Regions from separate parts of the Homo sapiens genome. Here region 2 is linked to region 1. A link is an interaction called in ENCODE POLR2A ChIA-PET data of the cell type or tissue named here. Cell type or tissue: Panc1. All regions are shown on one strand.

Region 1 (8,000 bases):
AGATCCATAACTGAACTACACTTAAATAAGAACATGATCACTAAGTCAGAGAGAGATAAAGAATAAAAGGATCTTGGAGTTCGACTCCTCCAAGTTCCCCTTTTACACATGAGAGGGAAACTGTAGCCAGAGAGATAGATTGGAGCAAACTGTGGAGAAAGCTAGAAATGGGAATCAGTAAAATACCTGACTCCTTGCTTTATAAACTATCTGCCTGAAGGCCATACTTAGCATTTCCTTGTTCTTTGAAGAAAAGTGACAGGAAAAAGGGGGATTTCCCCTTTCTTTACATTAAGAGCACAGAAAAGGCTTTGTTTTGTTTTGTTTTTGTTTTAATTGTAATGATTTCTGGTGGTCATTTACAAGATCCAGTGGTCATTTAAAAGGTCCACTAAGCTGGGGGAGGGAGTTCAAATGACTCCTCTTTCTTTATCCTTACTATGCTTTTGCTCTCTATTTTTATTGTTTCTATAGCAAGGTTTCCAAGAATTACGTTGGTAGGCATTCAACTGGCATCCTCTGGAGGTAACCAGATGCCCAGCTGCTCCTGGAGGGGACATATGGAAGTGGGTGAGTTCTTCTTGTGGATTCTACTCCGTTACTCTTTTTTTTGGGTGGGGTCAACTGTGGTTCTTTGGATAATACTGTAAGTTTCATTTGCCAAATAATTTTATATGTCTGCCTATAAACTTTTAAAGTAAGTGGATTTCAAATATAATTTAATGTAAAATAATTAGATAGCAAAATATAAAGTAGGGAGAAAATAATTTTGTTGCTACCTTACAAACGGAACTATGACTACTTGAATATACTTGATATACAGACATTTGCTTACTCCTACAATTTGAATTCTTTTTTAAAAAAAAACTTATCAAGTAATCATTTCCCTGTTGCCACACAGACCTTGTAATCATCGTCAAACATTAATTATAATTGTTATGTTATTAAACATTTTTTAGTCTCTTTGAAATGGCATAACTAAAAAAATTAATGTAGAGATATTGCAAATTGTGTTTATGCCATAAATTCTTTTGTATTTAGCAATCACAAGCAATATTTTTATTTGTTATGGTGTATTATTTGATATTAAGTTTAATCCTCAGGAAAACAACTAATGTTGAATAATATTACAGTATATAGTAAAAAAGTTTCACTTCAAGGAAAATAAGAAATCTTACACAAAACAGAATTAATGTTTCAAAATTCATGTTTCATATTTTTAAATTTTGGATATAGATTAATACTATGAACTTATTAAGTCCTCTTATTTTATGGCTCAAACTCTATTGCAGGACATACAGCTGTCATTATTTGCATACTTACTGCACTTCTGGGATTTACATAATCAATTCCAAGGGTAGTCATGGCTTTCACAATAGCTAGGATGGATTGCAATGTATTACTGTAAATTACTGCTTTGAACTCCATGCATTCTTGCTCACTGTAACCATTCTTATGGATGATCCTATAATTTAAACATGAAAAGTTTCTGTGAGTTGAATAATTGATTGTAACACTAAAGCACATCCAACTAAGTTGCTTGAATAAAATTACAGTATATATTCATTAAAAAGGAATTTTGACCATACATATATGCTAACTCTAAACAATTTTATGCCTTTGGACTTTTATTATCATTGTCATTTATACAGTATTTTCTTTCTGGGCTACCCATGATAAATATGAAAAGACTTAGGATTTGTTATTTAAAAATACTTTTTTAAAATGGGTAAATCATAAGCATTATACTTAGAAAGTCTATTTTTTTAAGAGAAAAATTTCTAGATTCCCAGGACAAAGATATATACAGAGTTTGAAACTTGACCTTGTGTTTACAACCTGATGTCTAGAGGAAGCGAAGTCATTTAGAACATTCATGACTTTTCCTATCATGCTGAAAAATAGGAGTGCCTGCTTTCTATTTACAGCATTAACAAAGGCATCTTTTTTAGTACACGTAATTGCCCTGTTAAATTTCTTGTCAGTTCTCCATCTGTGTACGTGCCACTGAGTTATAAAAGTTGAAATGCCTGACATTTTATTTGGCTGAACTCTTCTCTACCTTCCACTCATTCAGCCAAACTCAAGATTTTACTAGTAGTTTTCGAATAATAGCTTAAAATAGATTTACCTATCAAAAGCTAAAATCGTTAGATATGCCAGTTACGTATTTTTGCATCTTTATTGTATAATTTTTTTTGTTCCTTTCTATTTTCTCTTATTGTCTTGAAGTCCTTTGTATTCATTAGGCATCTTTTTGGATGTCATATTACTAAAGATTTATATTGTGTCTACACGTATAAAGGCTTTAGCATGGGGGGAAAAGAGCATAAACACCTCTTTAATGTCTTTGAAGATATTAGAAGCTTCCTATACAAGAAATCTGAACTGAAAGGAGTAAAGGCACAGCCTATATTTGTTATTTGTTGTTTTTTATATTTGATTACAAATCATTGCTGAACTTCTACTTTAAACATGGTCATGTTTGTCTTGCTGCATTAAACCATTAAATAACTTACATAAGTAAATAAAATAGACAAAGGCTGTAGAAAAAAATGCAGTAAAATGTCTTTATGGATAGATCAAGAATAAGTTTATTAAAGAAATCCCAGTTTTCTGTCAAATTGAACTTGGAAAATTATTATTAAAATGGCAACTGTGAATAAACATGAGGCACTTAGGTTATCTTCATGAAACAAGTTCTGATTACTATGAGAAGATGAAGAAACATTTATCACAAAGAAAAATGATAAAAACAGAAGTTAAAATGTCCAGTTGAAGTGGGACTTTAAACAACATCGTTTTTCCAGGAGATGCATATATAAATTTCAGTGAGATAGAGCACTCCAACTGCAAAGTTGGTTCTGAGGTCTGTTGAAATTAATAAGCTTTTACTGTGCATTTTCTGTGACATACTGTGTTATGTGTTAAAGAAATACATTATACAAGTCTCTCCTTCCCAAAACCATAGACTAGAGCTCCTCTGTATAATACATTAGTCACTAGATGATTAATTAAAATTAAGTAAAATTAAAAATTTAGTTTCTCAATCACACTATCAACATTTCAAGTGGCTACTAAAGCCACATGTGGCTAGCAGCTGCCATATTTCAAGGCAAAATAGAGAACTTTCCTATCATCCCACAAAGTTCTGTTGAAGAGGACTGAGTTATAAGAAGGCAGAGCATATAAAGAGATTTTTAAACATTATGATAATGCATAGGAACAAACTCTGCATATAGTAAGATGCTATAGAAAAGAAAAAGTGATAAACTCTACTAGGTGTAAGGTATCAAAGAAGACATCCCGGAAGCAGTGATAATCAGCTGATTGTTCAAGGATAGTTATTCCTAGATGGTCAAAAGGAGAGAGAATCATTGTAGGAAGAAAGATCAGTATGAGCAAATAGATGCTCACAATTTTCAAGTGTTCAATATGTGCCAAGCACTATTGTAAGCACTTCATCTGTCTTATTTCTTACAATAAGCCCTTTAAAGTAGATACAATTATGATCTACATTTTATAAGTAAGAAATGTCAGCATAGATAAATTAAGCAAATACCCCCAACTTATTCAGTTAGTTTGTGATACACCTGGGCCACAAACACAATCTGATGTACAGTCCATGATCTTAGCCATGATGCTCAGCCTTCTATAGTGTGTTAGTCTACAGACTTATAAAAGGTCAGCATTAGTGAAGCAGGAAGTAGGGGAGAAATTACAGGACAGGAGGATGAAGACATCGGCAAGAACTGGGCTCCAGTGTCTTGTGTGCCATGGCAAGGAGATTGATCTTGACAGCAAGGGTGAAGAGTTGAATTCAGGAGATAAAATCAGCTTTAAATGGATCAGTTCATGGCAGTGTGGATAATGCAATGAAGGGAAGAGAAGGGAGGTAGAAGCTCCTTAGGAAGATACTGAATTAATCTAGGTCAGAAATGATGACCAATGGAGATCAATGACATGTTTGGAGACAAATTGTGTAGATGTGGCATGACTTGGTAAAAGGGTGAAGGCTTAGCATAACTATGCTGAGATTTATTGCGTTGTAGGCTGGCGTTGTTGTAATTAATTTTAGGGCGATAGAGGCCAGATGGGAGATAAGTTTAATGTTTATTCTGATTTGGACCTAGCCAGAGAATATAGCAGTAGATGTATCTGCCTCTCTAGTTTAGACAAAGTGTGTGAGTTTGAAAGAAATATTCTGAAACAGTCAGCTTGAAGATTCTGGTGAAAATCATAGAACTCTAGCAGTTTTCATTTTGATGAAGGTGCAGAGTAAGTAGAGAAGTGCCAGCATCTCCTGGTACAGTAGAGACACTAACATTTTAAATGTAGTCAGAGATAGAGTTAGAAGAATAAAGGAGATAGTTAGACGAACCGGGAAAGAGTTCTAGAAGCTGAAGAAAAGTTTTAAGTGAGAAAAGTGATGTCATCTGGAATTAACATAAGGACTTAAGGAGACTTCAAATAAAATGGCTATTCGAAGATGACATAATAAATAATCTTCGTAAGGGCAACTTCTGCAACTTACCAGAGGCAAAAGTGTGATGAAAATGGCTGAAAGTGGAAAGTAAAGAGAGCTAATTTTGATTATTTTCTACAGAAATTCTACTGAGAAAAGGAAAGACAAAGCAGAACAGGAAACTTGCTCTTTTTAAATAATAAAAGAAGTGCTCATTGTAGAAAATGTGAAAAGCCTAACAATATTAAAAAGCAAAGGTGCTTTGAACTTTAAATTCCACTATTGAGAGAAAATTTATTTGAATACTGGTAAATGCTCTCTCATTTTAAAAAAGTATCTATTTGATCATACTTGAGATTAAAATGTTCATGCACCGGGCACAGTGGCTCATGCCTGTAATCCCAGCACTTTGGAAGGCTGAAGCAGGTGGATCACTTGAGGTCAGGAGTTCGAGACCAGCCTGGCCAATGTGGTGAAACCCCAACTCTACTAAAAATACCAAAAAAAAAAAAAAAAAATTAGCTGGGCATGGTGGCAGGCACCTGTAATCCCAGCTGCTCAGAAGGCTGAGGCAGGAGAATTGCTTGAACCTGAGAGGTGGAGGTTGCAGTGAGCCAAGATTGTGCCACTGCACTCCAGCCTAGGCGACAGAGCGAGACCCTTTCTCAAATAAATAAATTAAATAAATAAATAAAATAAAATAAAAAATAAAATGTTAATGCAATTTTGTAACCTGTTTTTTTAGTAAACATAGCATTTTCTCATATTAAAACCTTCTCATATACATGAGATTAATACATGATTTGTAATAGTTATATAATATTGCAATTGAAGAATGAATAGTCCTGTAACTTTGCAACCTAATTGCTTATGTTTTATTTTAATTTGTGGCACTTTATTCTATCCCATATTTCATTATCTTAAATAGTGATATAAGCCTTTTATACAGGCTTTTATATTATTGAATTATTTTATTTTCATGCCTATGCATATTTTATTACTTTTGACAATTCTCAGAAACATATTTAGATCAATAATTTTCCCAGCTTACTATGTATATTAAAGATATTATTTTTATAAATTCTCTGTAATATATAATTTTACAAATAGCAATTAAAAATATCCATTTCTCAAAATCTCATTATTATTGGGTAATTTTTTAAAATTATTGTTTGTCAATTTACTACAATGAAAAATTACCTCATTAGTGATCTGATTTTTAACTTTTATAATAAGGTTACACTAAAATACATTATCTATTGAATTTTGTCATTTCTATACTCTCTATTCATAGCCTATCCCCATTTATGTATATTGGGAAGCTTATTGTTTTACTTAGCAATCTATGGGCCTTTATATACTAGTCACCAGTTATTTATCATATTTATTATAAATTTTTTCTTGTTCTCTAATTTTGGCTTAATTTTATTTACGGTTTACTATATTTAAAAGTTTTATTTTTTACGCAGCCAAATAATTGGTCTTTTTTTTTCTTTATTTAAGCTCATAGAGAATGGAGAAATGAAAAAAGAGAGGTTCAAGCATGATCACAGCCTGGGAGACAAGAGCAGGCAGATACTGTGGAAATGTTATAAATGAATGCCAGATGACTTAGTTGCAAGGATGGTCCTAAAAACTCAAAAATGGTGCAATCCCAGGGAACAGAATAAAGGAGCTCTGTTCTTCAGAGACAGTAGGAAAGATCAGGTGTTTGGTTGCAGATAAGTGAAGCTTAAATATTGGTTGATATAAAACTTACATGAGATTATCACATAAAAGGAAAACAGTGTCTTAGATTGAAACCAATTTCATTATTGACTGGCAGGCATCACTCCCTTATAAAATATGGCCCAAAGAACAAGATCCTTTAACATATAATTTAAAAATATGCTCAAAAATGGTCCTCCTCCTCTTCATCCTCCTCTTTCCTCCTCCTCCTCTTTCCTCTTCCTCCTCCTCTTTCCTCCTCCTCCTCCTCTTTCCTCCTCCTCCTCTTTCCTCCTCCTCCTCTTTCCTCCTCCTCCTCTTTGTTCCTCCTCCTTCTCTTTCCTCCTCCTCCTCCTCTTTCCTCCTCCACCTCTTTCCTCCTCCACCTCTTTCCTCCTCCACCTCTTTCCTCCTCCTCCTCTTTCCTCCTCCTCCTCTTTCCTCCTCCTCCTCTTTCCTCCTCCTCCTCTTTCCTCCTCCTCCTCTTTCCTCCTCCTCCTCTTTCCTCCTCCTCTCTGCACCTCCTCCTCCTTTCCTCCTCCTCCTTCTCTTCCTGCTGTTGTTGCTGCTGCTTCTGTTTCTTCTGCTTCTTCTTTTACTTCTTTTTAGCCACAATTATCCTTTAAAATTCTCTAGCAGTAACAAAGCCATGAGGTTTCACCCATTTACCTTTACTTATCAATTACCTTTTTATTCAGGTAGACACTGCATTCTTTTGTCATTATTTCCTTATTAAGGAATTCAGGTCTAGTTATTTCATTATAAAAAGGAAAAAGTAGAGAAACAAATGCAAAAATACATCACAATTCATGATAGTAATTAAGCATTTTATTCCCAGGTAGGCAAAATGCTAATGAGGTTAAAAATACTGTTTCCTCAAAAAATCAAATATATGATTGATTGACATTTTAAAATATTTACCGTTAATGATCAGATTATAAAGTCCTTGATATCCCCAGATTAATATGACTAAAATATAATGCTTTAAGCATTTGTCTTATTGAGAGGCACATTTTAAAAAATGGAAATTATAATATTATTCATCTGCTACACTTTCTGCTAAAGGATACAAGGTATATTTGCACAGGAACTATGACCACTCTATGATCCATGATTTAGAAAAGATTGTCAATCAGCATTTACAAAAGCATGTATTTTAAGAATGGTCAAATACATGGACAGACATCAAATATTAAACACTTGAGACAGATGTATACCTACTTCATTTGTTTAACAATAGTACTTTTCCCAGATTCTCCTGCTCCTGCAACATAAAAAGAGGAATATTATTAACTGATATACCAAATTTGAATAGATATTAAAAACTATCACTTTTCATGGATAATCTTTAATTTTTTTTAATAGGTTTAGGGGGTACAAGTGCAGTTTTGTTACATGGATAAACTGCATAGTGGTGAAGTCTGGTCTTTTAGTTTACCCAATATCTGAATAGTGTGCATTGTACCCAACAGGTAATTTTTTTCATTCCTCACCTCCCTCTCATGCTCTCACTTTTCCAAGTCTCCAGTGTCTATTATTCTACTCTTTATGTCCATGTGTGTGCACTGTTTAGCTCCCACTTATAAGTGAGAACATACGGTATTTGACTTTCTGTTTCTGAATTGTTTAACTTAAGATAGTGGTCTCCAGTTCCATCCATTTGCTGGCAAAGACATCAAAGACATGATTTTTTTTTTAATGGCTGAGTAGTATTCAATTATATATATCAGATTTTCTCTGTCCAATTTTCCATTGATGGACACTTAGGTTGATTCCATGACTTTGCTATTATAAATAGTGCTGCAATAAACATACAAGTGCAAGTGCC
Region 2 (8,000 bases), 190 kb after region 1:
GAAAATAGTGTTCAACATAGTAGAACCAAGTACTCAGAGTGGTGTACAAGAGTTTAGGCCTCTATGCTTTAGATATTAGTGTCCATGCACTCTTAAAGATGAATGAATGCCTGACCTTTCCTAAAGGAAAACCTTTTTTTAGTTATCACAGGTAACATTGGTGTTGCCTGTGGGGGAGAATTTTTTACTTTCTCCCTATTTTTCTTCAGCCCACCTCAAGGCAATGTAAATAAAAGCAGTATGTGTGTTATAATAACTTATTTAGTTGTTTACTGTGTGCCAGTACCATGCTAAAGAAAGATTCTTTATCTCACATGATCCCTAATACAATTTCATGATTTTCCAATAGCCTGGATTCATCAGCATCCATTCTATCTTCTAGAGATGTTCCATGAAATCATACATTTTAATTGTTTGTGACCAAAGCATAAATCAGTGAAAGTGGAATTTGGGGACCAATAATTTCCTTTTGTGAGATGGAGAGCTTGTGTTTGAAAAGGCAACCTAATTTTTGGTTCTAATCACTTCTACCACTATTTAGTCACCAAAAAGACAATAATTCTGCATCCAAACTATTTGGACAGAATGGCTTCAAAATGCTAGCCTAAAATGTTCACATTATAAAAAGTTAAATATTACCTTCAATACCTGTCAGTAGCCTACTGACAAATTATGACTAAACAAAGGTATTTGTATGACTATGTAATAGATCATCCGCTGAAAAGTAAAACAAAATAACAAAAAAACTTGTCCTAATGGGAAAGCATGCTTAATAAAAGGAAATGCAGAAGTTATAAACATGTTTTGTAAGTAAGTATTCAGAATTAAAATTATGTGATACATTTTTATGATTGCTTAATGATCCTTGGATGTCAGATTCCTTGGGTCTATTTATAGCTAAATTATAATGAAAAATTCAAGGCTTGCTGGAGCAACTTTGTCAACAAATATATTAGTTTTGCTTATATATTTGATTTTTATGTGGAAAAATTACTACCCTTTTTTACAAGCAGAGAATAAACTGTTGATTACTTGATTTACTAGATTTAGAAGAATCACAAAAGATATGTAGATTTTCTTAAGCAAAATTCAGCTCTTAATATCATAAAAATTATATCTTTGGGCAGATTTGTAAACAATAGGAACAAGTAAGAAGACAGGTATGTAAGAAGTAGCAAAGTGTAAGACGGTGGAGCTTTAATGTGTGGTTTTACTCAGGGGGTCACAAGAAAATAACCCAATGGTCCTTTTGAAAGTAGTACATACACCTTTAAATGGAACTTGGTCTGAAGGGTGTGGAAATGCTGGTCCAGGGCAGATGCACTTCAGCTACCGTTCCTTGCCTGGTGTGTGCTTGTCTTGAAGCACCCTTCTTATGTGCCTTTCTGGAATGGGAATGTGTTTTGCCCTATTGGTGAAGTCCGTTAGAGAACTTCTCTCTGCAGCTAGAGAAACTGAACTGATTAATAAAAAGTATGATATCTAAGATATACTGCCACTCTACAGGTAGTAAATGATTCTTCACATTTGTGCGCCAGCTACATCATGACCCTTGGTAATACCGACCAACAGGATGAAAATTGGATATGCTTTACTTTTACAAAGCACACCTTATCTTTTAGTTGAAGAAATGGTGGCACTATTTCTTTTTTTGCACTAAGCAACTGCACATTTCAAAAGGATTATTGAGATGTTATGAAAATCTCTACCTTGCACAAAAAAAAACCCAGCAGCTTTTAAAATTCATCATTTCCACAACTGAATTGATTTCCGTTTCTACAGACCTGGCTCAAGCACAAACCAATTTGTGTTGTTCTGATTCAATAATTGGTTTCTGGGTGGCCAATTCAGAAGAAGAGTGTACATGCTCAACAAATCCTAGGCCCTGCATTCCTGTCATCCTCATCCGGGGGAAACACCATCATCCCAGTAGCTGCCCTATTCAACTGCAACAGTCTCCAGGACCATCAGTATACTGCATTTCATGTGCACCAAATATTTTGAAAGACATTTATAAATAATTGGCTTATGACTCATATTTCTCTATGAATACCTTCATACAGCAGGTATAACTCTTTTCTTTATGGGCTTAAATATTTTGTCACTGATCCTGCAAATGGACATCATTTTAGCACACTAGCGGTTTATATTTTAAGGACCTTCATTCTCTGTTCTGCACCTCTTCTGGAAATTGAGTAAATTTTGCTTTTTTTTTTTTACTCAGTTGCAACTTACGCTTGGCATCTTCAGAATGCTTTTCTAGCATTAAGAGATGTAAATGATAAAGGAATTATTGTATGAAATATTACAAAGCGTAGACTATGCATTGTTATTCATTATAATATTTTTTGCTGTCATAATCGCCTCATAAAGACAGGTTTCAACCATTAAAATATGTTCTTCCTTAAATTCCTGTGCTTTTTCTAGTTCCTCTTGTGTCATAAAATGTTTATCCTAATTTTCTCTCTGAAGTATATTTTATCTGAATCCACATTTCTTTATAAATCCATAGTCCTTGCTGAAATATGCTTTCTAAATTTCTACCACTTTGTTCTAGGCTAATTTTTTAAGCTAATTGGATGAAGAACAAAAAGACATTTGGTTTCATCCTTTACAGCAGTAGGACAATTGCAAAGGTTTTTCCTTTTTCATAAGGAGACACATTAATAGGTAACTCTGTTTCTTGAGCAGGGGTTCACTTATTCTGAGAGCATTAGTTCTCCTAAAAAGCTCCAGCATAGAAAGGGAAGATAAACCAAATTCTAGCTTGTGTTTTACCCACAGAAGGATACAGGACAAAGGAATAGTAACTGGCCTGTTTGGATACTAAAATCGAAAATAACTTTTAGCCTCCTCCTTATGATAGCCGCCAGAGTAAATGTTGAGCATTACTACAGAAAAGCCACAAACCAAGAATCTACCTGTTTGGAAAGATCTTTTGCATCTCTGAAGGTGCTTAAAGCATACTTAGTGCCTTTCCTTTTAACTGGGAAGATAAAAGAAGTATCTGTCCAAGATATTAATATGTAAGATAACATTGTAGACATGTTCTTCTGATAATACAAGGTTTATTCTATTTGCATTAGGATATTTGTGGACATGTCCATCTAATATAAAGGAAAGTTTTTTAATCATTGAGGCATGTAGGGCTGAGTTATATAATGTAGAAACTTCTAAAGATAATTGGATGAGAATATACATATTGACCTGTATATTATGACTAATCATGACTCAGATCTTAATACAGGGATGATCTCATAGCATTTAGATATCAGAAAAGGTTTTGACCTATATGTCTTTAATATTGTTTGAATACATGTATAATCTTTATCATTCCTCAGTGTTTCATTTCTCAAATTCTGTAAAAGGAATATAAGAGGAAAGACAATTCATATACAAAGACAACGAGATTAAAAATATGCAGTAGGAAAAATAATTACTTAAGGGGAGATTTTTTTTACATGAAATCTGGGCTTTGGATGTGTGTGTGTGTGTGTGTGTGTGTGTGTGTGCACATATGCACTGTGGTGGGAGTGGGGCAACTTGGGGAATATGTTACATGTGTGACTTTGTTTTGCCCTGGCGAAGTTAATGTTGTTCAGAAAGGGTAAATGTTTGGACACTTGCAATTGCTCATGGATGAATTTATATGTTTTAGTCATAGAAAAATTGTACCCTTTGATAGAAGCACATTTTCTTTCCAAAGCTGGTTATTAACCACAGAATTATAGCAGGTATTCATAACTTAAGTTTGAAAATCAATAGCGTCTGCAAATGGATTAACAGATTAGAGAATCAACAGCATCGGAAAATAGGTTAATGCATATTGCTTCTAACAAGTGCATGAAGAAATAGAAGAAGCTATGTAGCTTTCAGTTCTGACAGAAAAGGGTGAAGGAGGGTATCATTTCAAGAAAAAAAATAGCTATCACGCAATGGTTATCTCTGAAAATATTTGTATTAAGATGTGTATACATGGCCAGGCATGGTGGCTCATGCCTGTAATCCCAGCACTTTGGGAGGCAGGTGGATCACGAGGTCAGGAGATCAAGACCATCCTGGCCAACATGGTGAAACCTCATCTCTACTAAAAATACAAAAATGAGCGGGGTGTGGTGGCCCATGCCTGTAGTCCCAGCTGCTCGGGAGACTGAATCTCTTGAGCCTGGGAAGCAGAGGTTGCAGTGAACTGAGATCGCGTCACTGCACTCCAGCCTGGTGACAGAGCGAGATTCCATCTCAAAAAAAAAAAACAGTATGCACGTACAAATTTCTTAACCTGTTATCAATGTCTGAGCTACATAATTATCTTTCTAGTTGGAGTTTGTTTTAGGTGTGTACCAACTGACATTTCAGTTTTTCTGTTTGAAGTCCAATGTATTAGTGACTCTGTGGCTGCTCTCTTCACCTGCCCCTTGTGGCCTGTCTACAATTCTAAATGGATTTTGAACTCAATGTCGTCGCTTCTGGTTTCCTGCATATACCAATAGCATTACCTATGACTTTTTTTTTCCTGAGCTATTTTCACTGAGCTGAGCTAATGAACTAAAACTGAGTTATGTTTAATATTTGTATCAAATACATAAAAGGAATACTGCTTTTTCCTTTTGTGGCTCAAAGGTAGCTGCATTTTAAAATATTTGTGAAAATAAAAACTTTTGTTATTAGAAAAATGATTTTGCTTATTTTTATTTTTGAATGTAGTTGACTTCCATATTGTTTGATATTGTTACTATAGTTTTATATGAGCTATTATCCTTTCATGACTTATTTACATATCACTCCTATTTCCTTTTTCCAACTGTTCCCAGATGCTAGTAGTACAATCTACACATTGCAAAACGTTTCATTCTGCATACTCATGAAGGGGGCTGTGACATAGGATAAATATAAATATTTTAAAATTTTCCTTTAATTACATGAATCTTAGACAAACAGCCTCAACATCACCTGGGAACTTGTTAAAAATGCAGAATCTCTGGTTCTACCTCAGACCCACTGAATCAGAATCCACAGTTTAACAGGATCTTTAAGAAATTCATAGACACTCGAAATTTTGGAAAAGCCCTGATTTAAGTCACTGAAGTTTGACTAGCTGTAAGAGTTTTATTTGACCTGTTGCTGGTATTAGTTTGATGTATTAACAGAAGGACATAAACATACTGAGATGAGGGGGAAGTTCATCAGACCTGAAAATGTTGCTATAAATATCCCACTAAGTTTTATAATTTGCCCTGTTGAGCTTGTAAATATTTTCAAACAGTAATAAAGCTAATCTATATGGCAGAGTAGAGGGTGAAGTGGTATTAAACTTTATACTCCTTTGATTTGCTGGAATGTGTTATTTGATCTACTTGACAGTATTAACGACAAATATATATACTGCATGTAAAGTAATGAATAGGTTAGGAGCAGATAAGGGATACTAAAATTGGAGACAGGTCCTAGACTTTATCTGATATAAAAATTATTCATCTGAATAAAGAGATTCTTCAGGATCCAGTAGCTTTCTGTTTTATAAATGTATACTGAATAATAGCACTGGAGTTGTACTATGAGCACAAAACTGGGCTAGACTGCTAGATGGCCTGCTTGCCACATGTCTGCAGTGGAGTAGGGAGCAGGAGCAAGGGAGGGGATAAAGAGAAGAAAATTCAAAGAGTATTTACAGTGGAGAAAGTCTATACTGTTATATAGAAAGTGAATGAGGAAGGCTGAGCACAGTGTCTCTTGCCGGTAATCCCAGCACGCTGGGAGGCCGAGGTGGGAGTATAGCTTGAGGACAGGAGTTTGTGACTAGCCTGGGCAACACAGCAAGACCCTGTCTCTACAAAAAAAATTTAAAAATTAGCTGCGTGTGATGGCATATATCTGTAGTCCCAGCTATTTGGGAGGCTGAGGCAGGAGGATCCCTTGAGCCCAGGAGTTTCAGGCTGTTGTGAGCTACGATCACACCACTGCATTCCAGCCTGGGCAACAGAGTGAAACCCCGTCTCTAAAACAAAGAGTCAATGAGGCCGGTATGAAAGAGCTGAGCTTGGAACTATCTAGGCTTAAAGTGACAGTTTGGCAGCTGTTCCTCAGCCCTAATCTTGTCTTCATTCTACATGGTTGAGGACTAGGGCATTTGTGGAAAGAGGAACCTACGTAACAGAGAAGGCTCTGAAGTAAGTGGTGAGTAATTTCACATACTCTGCCACATTAGCATTAAAGAATAGAATTCAGTTATTGGAGACTTCTGTGGAATCATCTTAGAATGGAAATACACACGAAAAGGATTTATATATCTTTGGATATAGACTAGGGAGCAGGACTCTATTTGAGAGTAGAACCAATTTGAAATACCAATGTAGGTTAATGTTGGATATGTCCTTGTAGATACTTGAAAAATTATTTTTAAATGCTGCTGTGATGAGTTTGTGAAACTATATCTATACTGGCTAATTTAGGAATGTTTCTTTATCCACTTTCATTGCCTTTCCATCTTAGCCCTGCAGCCAGCATATTCACAGTTTGTTTAGTAGAAGTACAAGTCAGCCACAAGGGCATCAGCAGAGTAATCAAATGCACAGTAGGATTACTTGGATTCTGAAATTTCTCTTGCAGATAATCTCTTGCCAGAAAGTATTGCTCTTCTATTTCTGTTTTCCATATTATTTAAGGACATTTAGCTTTGCTAATAAAGGAAACAAATGACAAACATAGATGAAACTAAGTTTAAGGAAGTAGAGTACCATGTCAGATATCAAGGAAAGCATTTATTGAACACAGGAAGAGATGGAATTGTCAAATATACTTAAGCCACTAACTGTACATAACATACTACATTTATATGGGTCAAAGAGGTGTCCCACTAGTCCCCCTGCTGGCAATATGAATAAAACAAATGACAGACATGTCTGTTCAGCAGGCCTCTGGTTCTCTACAGCTGTGGCCAGGTATACTTTCCCCTGTGTCTCTCCAATATAACAAGAATTAATTTTGACACCAGTCCCCTTCTGTATTTTGGACTCCCTTGCTTATACTCCAAATCTGGTTTTAGTAACCCCACCATTAAAAGAGAAAGTTGATGCAACAGAGAGACAGAACATATGAATATTGTGTACTTCAGGATTCATATATAGTGGGACTTTTACCCTCCTTAGTACTCTGTCCTAAACTTGTAAATCTATCTTTTCTCTTTGCCCTAGCTTCTCACTGTGCATTTGAAGTTGATCAATAAATTGTGATATTTAATAATCTTGAATTGTTCTACAATTTTTTTGTTCCTTTAGGACAGAGCTCTCGGATAGTGCCTGGTAGTGTACTTGGAGGCTAACATTCCCTTTAAGTAATTTACAGTGCAACACTATGGTTTCCATGTTGGGTTTAAATACAAAAGGTTTGTTTATAATAATTCAGCATGCAAAATATGAAGTTCAGCAGGCTTGCTAACTAAATAATGAATTATAAATATCATATGCAGTCTAAGACCTGAATGGCAAATACATTTCTTTTACCAATCATTTGATAATTGCTTGAAATCATTTAGTTGAAAAAGTCTTGAATTGGTTAAGAATTATGCATAGACAGGTCTAAGATCTGTGTGGACAAAAGGCCAAAAGAATTAGCAAGGTCTGTCTTGGGAAATGTAATAGAGAAAATCTATAGTCCTTATGGGAAGGGAAGTCTCTAAAGGTAATTATGAAATGGGCGAATTGATGTGAGGGTTTAAACATTGATACCATTAGATGAGTTAAACTTTTATAGTCAACTATTATCATTCATTGCCAGACTGTAGAACTGTCTAGTAACAAAAACTCTGTAAGTTCAATATGTATTAATAGTAGGGTTCACTTCTAAACATTAAAGCTACATTTGACTCAGTTTAATACACACGTTGAATAAAATATTTATCTGATAAAAATGTAACTAAGCAAGAAAACAGTTATTGGCAAATTTTCTGTAAAGGACCAAATAGAAAATATTTTAGGCTGTATAGGCCATACAGGCTCTGTGAC

What was found. ChIA-PET counts read pairs that join two places held together with the same protein. Peaks named below come from ENCODE experiments on the same cell type or tissue, not always from the same donor. Only the 100,000 strongest peaks of a DNase experiment are listed, where the experiment ranks them.
Region 2: POLR2A ChIA-PET joins it to region 1 with 7 read pairs; 3 of 35 experiments call an interaction of 5 or more read pairs at or near these places.

Annotation. Positions count from the first base shown.
Region 1 is chr7:80,487,212-80,495,211 of GRCh38, forward strand. GNAT3 (G protein subunit alpha transducin 3) reads right to left here. Exons shown (of 8, transcript NM_001102386.3): 2 at 7,394-7,436; 3 at 1,324-1,465. LOC107986812 (a long non-coding RNA gene) reads left to right here. Exons shown (of 3, transcript XR_001745252.2): 2 at 475-570. Among named protein-coding and RNA genes, the nearest start is that of GNAT3, 21 kb to the right of the region's middle. In Panc1, no CTCF peak of the experiment used is centred here; no DNase peak of the experiment used is centred here; H3K27ac peaks cover 2,389 bases.
Region 2 is chr7:80,674,602-80,682,601 of GRCh38, forward strand. CD36 (CD36 molecule (CD36 blood group)) reads left to right here. Exons shown (of 15, transcript NM_001001548.3): 15 at 1,783-4,673. Among named protein-coding and RNA genes, the nearest start is that of CD36, 40 kb to the left of the region's middle. In Panc1, CTCF peaks have their summits at 6,856 and 7,056; no DNase peak of the experiment used is centred here.